Regions from separate parts of the Mus musculus genome. Here region 1 is linked to region 2. A link is a loop called in an ENCODE intact Hi-C map of the cell type or tissue named here. Cell type or tissue: heart. All regions are shown on one strand.

Region 1 (5,000 bases), 77 kb before region 2:
TTTAATGCTGTGGACAGACACCATGACCAAGGCAAGTCTTATAAGGGACAATATTTAATTGGGGCTGGCTTACATGATCAGAGGTTCAGTCCATTATCATCAAGGTGGGAGCATGGCAGCATCCAGGCAGGCATGGTACAGGAGGAGCTCAGAGTTCTACACCTCCATCTGAAGTTGCTAGCAAAATACTCACTTCCAGCCAGCTAGAATGAGGGTCTGAGGGTCTTAAGCCCACACCCACAGTGACACACCTACTCAAACAAGGCCATACCTACTCCAACAAGGTCACACCTCCTAATAGTATCACTCCCTGGGCCAAGCATATATAAACCATCACATGGGACTTCCAGGATCATCTTTCTGCAGATCGCGTGGCTCTGTCATCCCTTTAAAAACTCTCAGTACCCACCACCAGGAAACAAGGCCACCATGCTCCATAGCATACACAAATGCTCTCTGGGGTCTTCCTTGCTTCCTCTAACACTCCCTATCTGAGACAGCAATTACCACTCGCTGGATCCCAATGGTGAGCTGCACCTGTCCCTGAAACATCTTCTCCAGCTTGAGAGAACCATCTCCCACAGTCACTCCACTTGGTCAGAATGGGTCTCCCATTTCTGAGCTTCCGAGCTCCCAGGACTCAGGGGAGCCCACCCTCTCCCTTGTCCTCCTCTCCTCTGCATCGAGCAAAGCCCCTCGTGTGCCCTAAGTACTCAATAAATGCATATCAAGCTTAAATCATCGGAGTCGGAACTCATTTACTGTTCTTTGCTTGTGGTGCTATACCACTGCCTGGAAGGGCTTTTGGGTAAGCAGAGGAGAGAGAAGCTGGGTGGGGAGGATGCATCAAAGCCCATTTTCCAGACATGCCAGAGATTCTTCCTCCGGACTCAGGAAATGATCTGGAGACAATGACCTGGAACTGGCTATGGAAAAAGTCCAACAGTCCTTGGGCAGCTAGAGGCTTGCACACATAAAAGATTCTTCGATGATGTCTTCAGTCTTATCCTTGTTTACACTCATTCTCCCCACGTGTGTGTGTGTGTGCGTGTGTGCGTGTGTGCGTGTGCAAGGATGCATGTGTGTATGCACACACATGCATGTGTGTTGGAAGTGTGTGTGCGCAGGTATGAGTGTGTGTATGTGCACACATGCATGTGTGCATTGGTGTATGTGTGTGTATGCAAGTATGCATGTGTGCATGTGCACACATGCATGTGTGTGTGTGTACGTGTACATATGCACCTGTGCACGGGGGGGGGCTATGGAAGTCAGAGGATAACTTTCATGAGTGGGTTCATCTCCTTCACCATGTGAATCCCAGGGATTGAACTCAGGTCCTCAGGCTTGGTGACAGGTACCTTTACCTGCTGAGCCACCTCGCCAGGCCAGTGTTTTTCCTGCCTGAACCAGCCTTCCGTGAGATGCTCTTTTTAAGGTCTGCAGTCTGGCATTTTGGTCACTCGAGCTGTGCCCACTCTCTCTGGCTTTCAGCTCTCCCACATCTCTCCACAATTGTCCCTAGGACCATCCTCAGAGGCCTTTGGGTCTGTGACAAAAAAACCTCCCACCACAGGAGAGGAGGACTCTGTCAAGGACTTTTATCTTCTCATTGAGACAGACTCAGCTCAAACTTCGGCTCTGTAAAACTCACCCTGAGATGCACAAATCACAGCTGCACAGGACGGAGGTGATAATTAGAAGAGCTGACTCTTCAGACACAAAGTCATGTGATCTCGGACCCTCTCCAGGCTACAAGCATGGGCTGTTTTTATAAACAGCTAGGGAGGGCAACGAAGAAGCAAATCGTAGCCTTGCCAGGTTTGCACTGGTTCCCTGGGGCACTTTATTGGGGACTCTCATATCTTGTATCCTGTGAGTCAACTTGGACTCTCGAAGCTCAGACTCTGCATCTCCAGAGGGAACCGGAGGGGCTCCTGGGTGTCTCCCTGAATCTGCGGTGACTGCAGTGGGGGTGGGGTGGAGAGAAAGGGGTCCTCCCTGGGAAATGACTTCCTATGGCTAGCATAAATGCTAATCAGGTCAGCTAGTCTGGCCGAGGAAATTAAGGGCGCCTGGGCTCCACCAACATGGTACTGGTAACACAATTATGGAATAACAGACCCGACTTTCTCAGTGGTAATATAATTTTAGATTCTCGGGTTATACAACGGGCACAGCAGAATTGGATTACAGAAGCACCCAGGATGTACTGAGTCGTACTTGGAGCCAAGTTGGGAGGGCTGTTGGAGTTCAACAGCTCTTCAAACTCACCAAATACGACATAGAGTGACCACGGTACACTCAGTGAGTTTTCCCAGGGGCACAGTGAGCCCACAGAGAGCTGTGGGAGCAGGCTTGTAGGCAACTGATAAGAGGGGAATCTGGATAGCAAGTGGGGACGAGAGCCTTTCTTTGACCTTTTAGTGAAAATGGAGGACACACCTGGGCTCCTCTAGACTCACACTCCCAGTTAAAACCAGCTGAAACCTCTAGAAAGGCACACAAGTATGAGCAAAGCTGTCAGCCATCCAGTAGGAGGACACGCCTTGGGGCGCACTCCCCTAAGGTCCAGCTCATCGTTCCCCATAGCCTAGAACACAGCCTAGCAGGAAGGGTCAGCATCAGACACAGTTGCAGCAGGCTCAGGGAGAAATGCAGACTTTTCAGGAAGTGCTACTTTGGCTCTTTCACACACAGCCCACAACTCCCCAGATGCTCAAGGCTCAGGAGTCATCTGTACATGGAGTTGGGGTGGGGAGACCAATCCCCCCTTCTCCAGACATCCATGGCATTAATACTTTTGCCTAGTCTCAGAACACTGCCGACAGTGGAAATACTTGGGTTCCTGAGGATGGAACCCAGGGCGCCAGGTTCATGAAGCAAGTCCTCTACCACGGAGCTAACCTCCACCCAGGAAGCTACACTCAATCCAAGTATCCCCAGGACGGGACGTCTGCGTTCCACTCACCCCCGCAGAAGCTTGAAGAGCATACAGCCCAGGGAGAACCAGTCGGCGCTGCTGTCATAGCACGTTCCCTTCTGCAACACCTCGGGAGCCATGTACCCATGGGTGCCCCTGGGGAGGGAAAGGAGATGGTCACAGGAGTACACTCACTCAGAAATCAGGAGGCTGACCCATTGCAAGAGGGCAGTGACACAAAGAGAGAGCACAAAGGAGAGGGCATGTGCACTCACACACACACACACACACACACACATACACACACAGACACAGACACACACATACAGACACATACACACACAGAGATACACACACAGAGATACATACACACACATACACACACAAACACATGCACACACACACACACACACTGTACTGAGCACCCTGCAGCAGGAGGCAACAGTGAGTTCCCATGGGACAGGAAAGCAATTTGGCCTTCACGGGATGTGATGGCTGAGGCATGTCACCCCACCAACCACCAGGGTCGATTCAACTGATCTGGCCAGCTAGGTGCTAGGTGGGTGTCCAACCATGAAGACCCAAGGGCTCATACACTGTGCCCCAAGGTTTGTCAGAGGGACCTAGAGAACAAAGCCCTTATCTGCAGACGATCTGTCTTCAATGAGAGGATGAATGAGCCCCGAGGGGATGCAGGTGTGGCCAGGGCTCAGCATCACATGGCCCAGGAGGTGAACTGACCCCATGCAGGACAGAAGGCAGGTTCAAATCCCAGGTTCCCTGTGGTAAGTGCTACTTGACTTGCTTAGTCACACCCCTTTGAAACCCCTGGCCAGTAGGATCACGGGCAATCACTGGAGCCTAAGGGAGAAGCTGTATAGCACATGGTATGGGTGCTGACAGATCACAGCCAGCCTGGCTCTCTATAAGGCGCCAGCATAAAATCAAGAGAGCCGTGCGGGGAAGAGAAGAGACCTCTGCCAGGGCTTCTAAGACATTTTCTGGGAGAGTTGAGTTTCAGCCTTGCCTGAAAGCCCTTCGAGGTGACTTTTGGGTGGTATCCATGACTGAACCCCAATTTGGGAGTGGAGGGACATCTTCCACAGAAATCAAACAGGCTGATATGGATGGGTAGGCTCTGCAGGTGTTCTCTGGAGTCAACCAGAACTACTGCCACTGGGGTTTCTCTCAATGGCTTGCATGGCAGCCAGATGCTCGCTGATGGGCCACTGAGAACACAGGGGTACAGTTTAGCAAGGTAAGCTCTGCACTCCTCCATCAAGCAAGCACATGCTCAAACTAGTCGCAGGCAATGCATTCAATTCCGGAAGTTTTTCTTTCCATCTGCCAGGGGCTCCTCCAAGATACATTCACGCTGACCATAACCTGAGAGCCTGCAGCCCAGGGGTCAAAAGCTAGTGCTCAAGATTCATGTCTGTGGCTTTGAACAAAAGAAAACGGAGGGGCTGGCTGGGATCCAGGCCACACATCTTAACCCGATGCATCTCTGAAGGCAGAGGGCTTCGGAGCCTGGGGCAGGGAGTTTTCTCTACCTGGAGCACGGCATCTACACGGGACAGAGGAATTACAATTGTAGCCCCACTGTGCTCCCATGACTCAGCCCCATTGTATGCCCACGACTCAACTTTATTTCTCTGCACCTCAATCTGCACGCTGTCAACAATGGCTAGTAATGCCCATAATGCATGGGGGCTTGTGAAGGCACCATACTGAATGCAGCCGGCTAGGATCTAGGATCCAGGTCCAGCAGGTACACAGACTCATGCCCGAAACTGTCACAGGATGGCACAAAACTGCCATCTTCTCCTTGTTGCAAGAGAGAATAGATATGACAGGAGGAAAGAACTCAAACCCAGGTCTGTGGCTCCAAAGCCTTCATTCAGCCCCAGCCACAAAATGCCTCAAAAGAAAAAAAATTTTTAAAGATATGCTCCCTGTGCCTTTATCTGCATAAAGTGGTGGCCCAGTACCAGGAGCCTGGTATCCTCAATCCAATGTCTTTGTGAATGCTATTTGAGAGGATCAGTGTCCACTGTCAACATGTCAGACCTGAAGC
Region 2 (5,000 bases):
TGTTTGGTTGTGTGCACAGAACAAAGCCAGGGGGAAGTCCTAAAGGTTGAACAAGGAAGGCTCTCTCCAGTGACCACAGCGTGAAAGGGCAGATGGCCACACCCTTTCCAGGTCGGTCACAGGAGTAGCCTGACACACAGGAGTCATGAACAGCCTTGACACTTAAGCGTTGCCAAGCCTGGACAACTGATTCACAAGTCACGAGAAAGCACTTCACAACCATAATGTGTTCCACGAATACAGAACCAGAGAGTGCAAACGATGCCTGCCCAGGTCCACCCCCCAAGTCTCTCCTATCAGACGACTCTCCGGATAAGCTATACAGTGCATCAGTACTTCCCCATACCAGCTTCTGAGAAATGGGTCCAGAATGGCTACCAATTTAGGGTCAGAAACAATAAACAGGCAGGGGAGATGGCTTAAGAAGTAAACCAAGGGTGTGAGTCCCTGAGACCGATCCCTGGAACCCACAGAAGAATGGACAAGGTAGTATTTGTCTGTAATTTCAGTGTTACTGTTACAGCAAGATGGCAGATAGGGACAGGAAAAAGCCAGAAGCGTGTGGGTCAACTGTTCCATTCATGAACAAGACGTCCCAGCATAAACAAGACATGACTCAGACAAGCTGGGCAGTGTGGACCGATGGCCACAGTTGTCCTTTAATTTCTACACATCCTAGGCAAACCCATGGCTCAAGCTGTGTTCTTTCTGCTCCCGCAGTTATTGGCCTGAATGATTGACAAGAGCTGTCTCCCAGTGGAAAGCCCAACACTGTTAGCATCCACTAAACAGAATGGGTCTCAGGGGAACACGTGACCTTCAACCCAACTCCCTTCAGCCATGTGTGACTTCAAGTCAACTCAGTAACATTGTGTTCGAGAAAGGTTATCAGAGAAATGGACCCAGTGCGAAGAGCTGTCTTAGCCATGGCGGGACTTAGAAACGGACTCCCTGGGCCTTCGCCCATGAGTTAGACCCAGTTTCATCAGAACCACGGTCTACAAAGCCAGTTCATTCTCATCCCCACAGCAGACAAAGGACACAGTATATAAACACCCTGGCTAATGGGGCTGCAAGGGTCATGGCCCCCACCTTCAATGGGCCCCATTATCAGCTCCATCAGCTCAACAAATGTTTGGGTGGACTAAAGAGATGTGATTTGACCGCCTTCAGAGGATTTACACCCACCGGCCTGTTAATTGAATCATGTGTCAATGTAACAAAACATTTGCTTCTTGCCTCCTCACGGGAGGCTAAGTCTTCCCTTGTGCCTGATGTTCCAGGAAGAGAGGCTGGACCGGAAGACCTGTCTTGTTGTAATGAGTGAGATACGGTCGTCTGTTGAAGACTGGGAAGAGGCGAAGTCACCGAGAGAAGGAAGCACAAAAAAGACTGGGGGTGACCAGATAATTAGTTAGAAATTAAAAAAAAAAATCAATAGTGAACGACCAAGGGGCAAGTTCAAATGCACCATCCCCTCTTCCAACAGCCAAGTCCTTACAAGGAACCAGGATCGTCTGTGGTTGAGTTGTTGGTTATTGCTTGGGGGCTGAAGCCACTGAGACAAACAGGCAACAGACTAGACTCCTGGAGCGGGGGACAGATGGTCTAATTCAAGAGTCTACCTGAAAAAACAGCTACAGAACAGCGGTCCTCAAAGGACCCCACCCTAACTTGATGCTCCCTTAGACGTTCCTCAACCTCAGGACTCACAGGCTCAGCCACACCACATCTCCTTTGAAACAAAGTATCACCAAAGACCTTGTCAAAGCAGAGGGGTATTGTACAGAGAAGTGAGGGCCTTGGGCGCTAGGGTGTGCAGCCAAGAGCAAGCAAGCATGCACAGAGCAGCCCAGCTAGGTTAAAAACACCAAGAAAAAAAATGATGATGAGCGGACAGACATTCCTAATTTTAGTCATCTTATATACTCCCTCTCCCATAAAGCTCCCTATGAGTTGTGATTTGTTGGTTTTATATATAGAAACCATACATAGTTAAGATTCCCTGCCCCTCACAGGGTGGGGGCAGAGGGAAGGGAAGAGAGAATGGAATGAAGCTTTTTCATGTCCCCCTTCCCAATGGGGAAAGTTTTCTACTGAAGCTTGCTTGGTTGTGACTTGGGGAGCCCTGGGTCTGGTCCCTCCCACTTACTGAAGATTTCAATCAAGTCCTGTTTTCAGTGAGTCTCAGACAGGCTGAACTCCAGGAAGGCAAGCACTGTCCAGTCCACCCAAGTGTCCCCTTGTGCCTGCTCCACTCCGCAAGGAGCAACACACCCCCCAAAAAAAACAGCGAAGGGCCAAGGCTTGCAAGGGAAGGCAAGCCAAAAATACCCAGCCAGCGCAGCTGTGTGTACAGTGTGACTCTTCCTAGCAAACACGGCACGGGGATTTGATGTTTCCTGGATCACGGGGCTCACAAACACGATCGGGAAAAAAAATAATAATCTGACCATTGTTCGGTATTGAAAGGTTCTCTGAGGGCTATGCATACTGCTAAGGAGACAGACGGTTTACCTGGCGTGTGTGAAGCCCTGGGTCCCATCTCCAGGACCTCAAAAAATTAGACGAGTAAATGTGTATATTTTCTCTCACATGAAGGTAGGTAACACTGCCGCCACATGGGCGTGTCACGCTTGACCATTTGAAAGGGGATGCAGCTTTGGTTTAGAGCCTTACAGAATTGCATGGTTCAGGGGTGGCTGTAAAGTCCGAGCCAATTTTTTCATCAACTCAAGGAAGCCACACCAGCTAAGCAACTGGCAGTGGGGTCAATTAAGAAGTGACACACAGCCCCACTCTGGAACACCGCCTAGAACTCCCCGGGACAAGTACAGCTCTAAGAGGCCATCACACCTCAGAAAAATCAATAATAAATCAGTCGTGATATTAAGAGCAACTTGGCAGCGAGCGGCCAGCCGGAGCCGGTGCAGCGGGAACCTCCAGTCTTGCAAGACCAGGCTAGGCTCAAGTGGCTCTCCTGTCATCCTTCCCAGAAAGGGCAGGCCGCCAGGGGTCCAAGTTGAGGAAAGTGGCTCAGGTAATGGCGCTGGTGACAGAACTGAGAACTCAAGGTCTACTTACTACTGCAAGGGGCCAGAGGACAGGGGCAGGGGGGCTGAGAGACAGACAGCCCTGCAACCAGCCTGGGACAGCGGGACGGAGGGGACTGGCGGGCGGACCAGAAAAGGAGGGAGAGGACCAGAGGGGACAAGAGGGGACTGGAGGGAACTGGCGGGGGAGGGGGGGGAGGGGGAAGGTGAGGGAGAGGACCAGGAGGGATCCGGAAGGGACCTGAGAGGGAGGGAAAGAACCGAAGGAGACTGGATAGGGCGGAGAGGGCCAGAGCAGTACCTGGGCTCCGGCAGGACGACCTTCTTGCTGGCGCGCGCGGCCGGCGCCGTCTTGCTCTTCTCCATGGCCATCAGGTAGCTGACGTCGGCCAGCACGGCCTCCAGGTCCGCCATGGCGGCTCCGCAGCTCCCGCCGCCCCGACGGGGCCACGGCGCGCCCGACGCGCGACCCCGACGCGGACCCCGACGCACCGCCCCTTCCGCGGCTCCGCGCCCCAGCCCGGCGCGCCCCCAACCGTCCGCGGCCACGCGCTCCTGACCCAGCCTCTCAGGCACCAGGGACTTCCTCTCCCTCCTCCTCTCCCTCTCCCTCCTCCTCTCTTCTCTCTCCTCTCCTCCTTTTCCTCTCTTTCTCACCCTTAGCTCTCTAAGCACAGTCCAGATGCCCAGTACTGAGTGGACACTCCAGGAGGTCTCCAATAGCACACTGTCCTGGAGAGGACGCTTCAAGAGGTATCCTGGAGTAGTCCCACCTGCTCTTTCGAATGATTGCCAAATAGAGGTCAGAGCTACAGCAGGGGGTGTCTCCAGCCATTAGCCCCACCCTAGACCTCCCTCTGAGAACCAAGCCAAGAGACACCAGCATAGAAGAGAAAGTTGCTTGGCTCCCGCCATGCAGGGTGAAGTGGGGTGAGAGTCCTGCCCTGGAGCAGCGCTGTCCCAGGGGACCCAGTTGATGGAAGCACTCTAGGTTCAAGGTCATAACTGGCTTGCATTCAGGTGAAAGGCCTCAGGGTGTGTGTCCAGTTGGGGGGCGGGGGGGTTAAGGTATCCTAGCTTCTGCAGGCTCTCTACCAACTCAAGAACCACAAGAGGAAGTGCCCCTATGAGAGTGCAGAGCCTCCTGGGTTTTCAGGGAAGTGGAAGGGCTGAGACTTGATTCTGGGCAGTAGGGAATTCCCAACCCTGCCTAGGTCACTATTTCATTTCTCTGCAGCTGGGCACAGGGGTCCACATTCAAAATCCATGTGGTACCTGTTAAGGGATCAGGAAATCTGCAGACATCATAAGCTTGCAGGGCCTTTATCCAAATTGCCATACATCACTGTGAACCCGGGATTGGCCAGGGTTAGAGTGAACTGTTGGGGGTTTACAGTCACGTTTTTTGATTAGTTCTCCTGCTTTTGTTTTCTGTCTATTCTGTTTCCCAAAGGACTAGTTTTACCAGAAGTTTCTCAATCCCCAAGGCACAGTATTTAGAGGGACTAGAAAAGGTATAGGTGGGAAGGGGTGGGAACATCCTGAAGGAGTTGGGTCTGCCACAGACAGCCCACATCACCGCTATAGTGCCCACTGTATAATGGGGCAGAGACAGGGAGAGCCAAGCCTTCAGTTGAATTTGCCAGTTCCATTCACTTTTTCACCCAAATATGGGAGCATAGATGCCTTGTCTACCCAGTGAGGAGAGAGGGGTAAGTTCCCCCCAAAACACATTGCTCCTTCATGTCTGAATATTGTTTCTTCCAAAATGTTGTTGTTGTTTTTTTTAATCATCTGGGATCCTCAGATGATCAGATAACAAATAACCCTCCCACCTTCCCCATTTTTGATTGATTGATTGATTGATTGATTGATTGATTTTGGTCCTTTTTGACCTAGTAAGATTTTTTTTGTCTTGTCATGTTCCTTTTCCAAGTTGTGGTAGGT

Evidence for each region. A loop is a pair of places that touch in the nucleus more often than their neighbours do. Peaks named below come from ENCODE experiments on the same cell type or tissue, not always from the same donor. Only the 100,000 strongest peaks of a DNase experiment are listed, where the experiment ranks them.
Region 1: it touches region 2 in a loop (2.2-fold over the local background); 6 of 42 quality-filtered maps call a loop at or near these places.

What each region holds. Positions count from the first base shown.
Region 1 is chr5:112,934,738-112,939,737 of GRCm38, forward strand. Grk3 (G protein-coupled receptor kinase 3) reads right to left here. Exons shown (of 21, transcript NM_177078.4): 13 at 2,972-3,079. Among named protein-coding and RNA genes, the nearest start is that of Myo18b, 41 kb to the left of the region's middle. In heart, no CTCF peak of the experiment used is centred here; no DNase peak of the experiment used is centred here; H3K27ac peaks cover 604 bases.
Region 2 is chr5:113,012,013-113,017,012 of GRCm38, forward strand. Grk3 (G protein-coupled receptor kinase 3) reads right to left here and starts at 3,526. Exons shown (of 21, transcript NM_177078.4): 1 at 3,355-3,526. The coding sequence starts at 3,467. In heart, a CTCF peak has its summit at 2,618; DNase peaks (open chromatin) are centred at 2,893, 3,579 and 3,819; H3K4me3 peaks cover 2,043 bases; H3K27ac peaks cover 1,588 bases.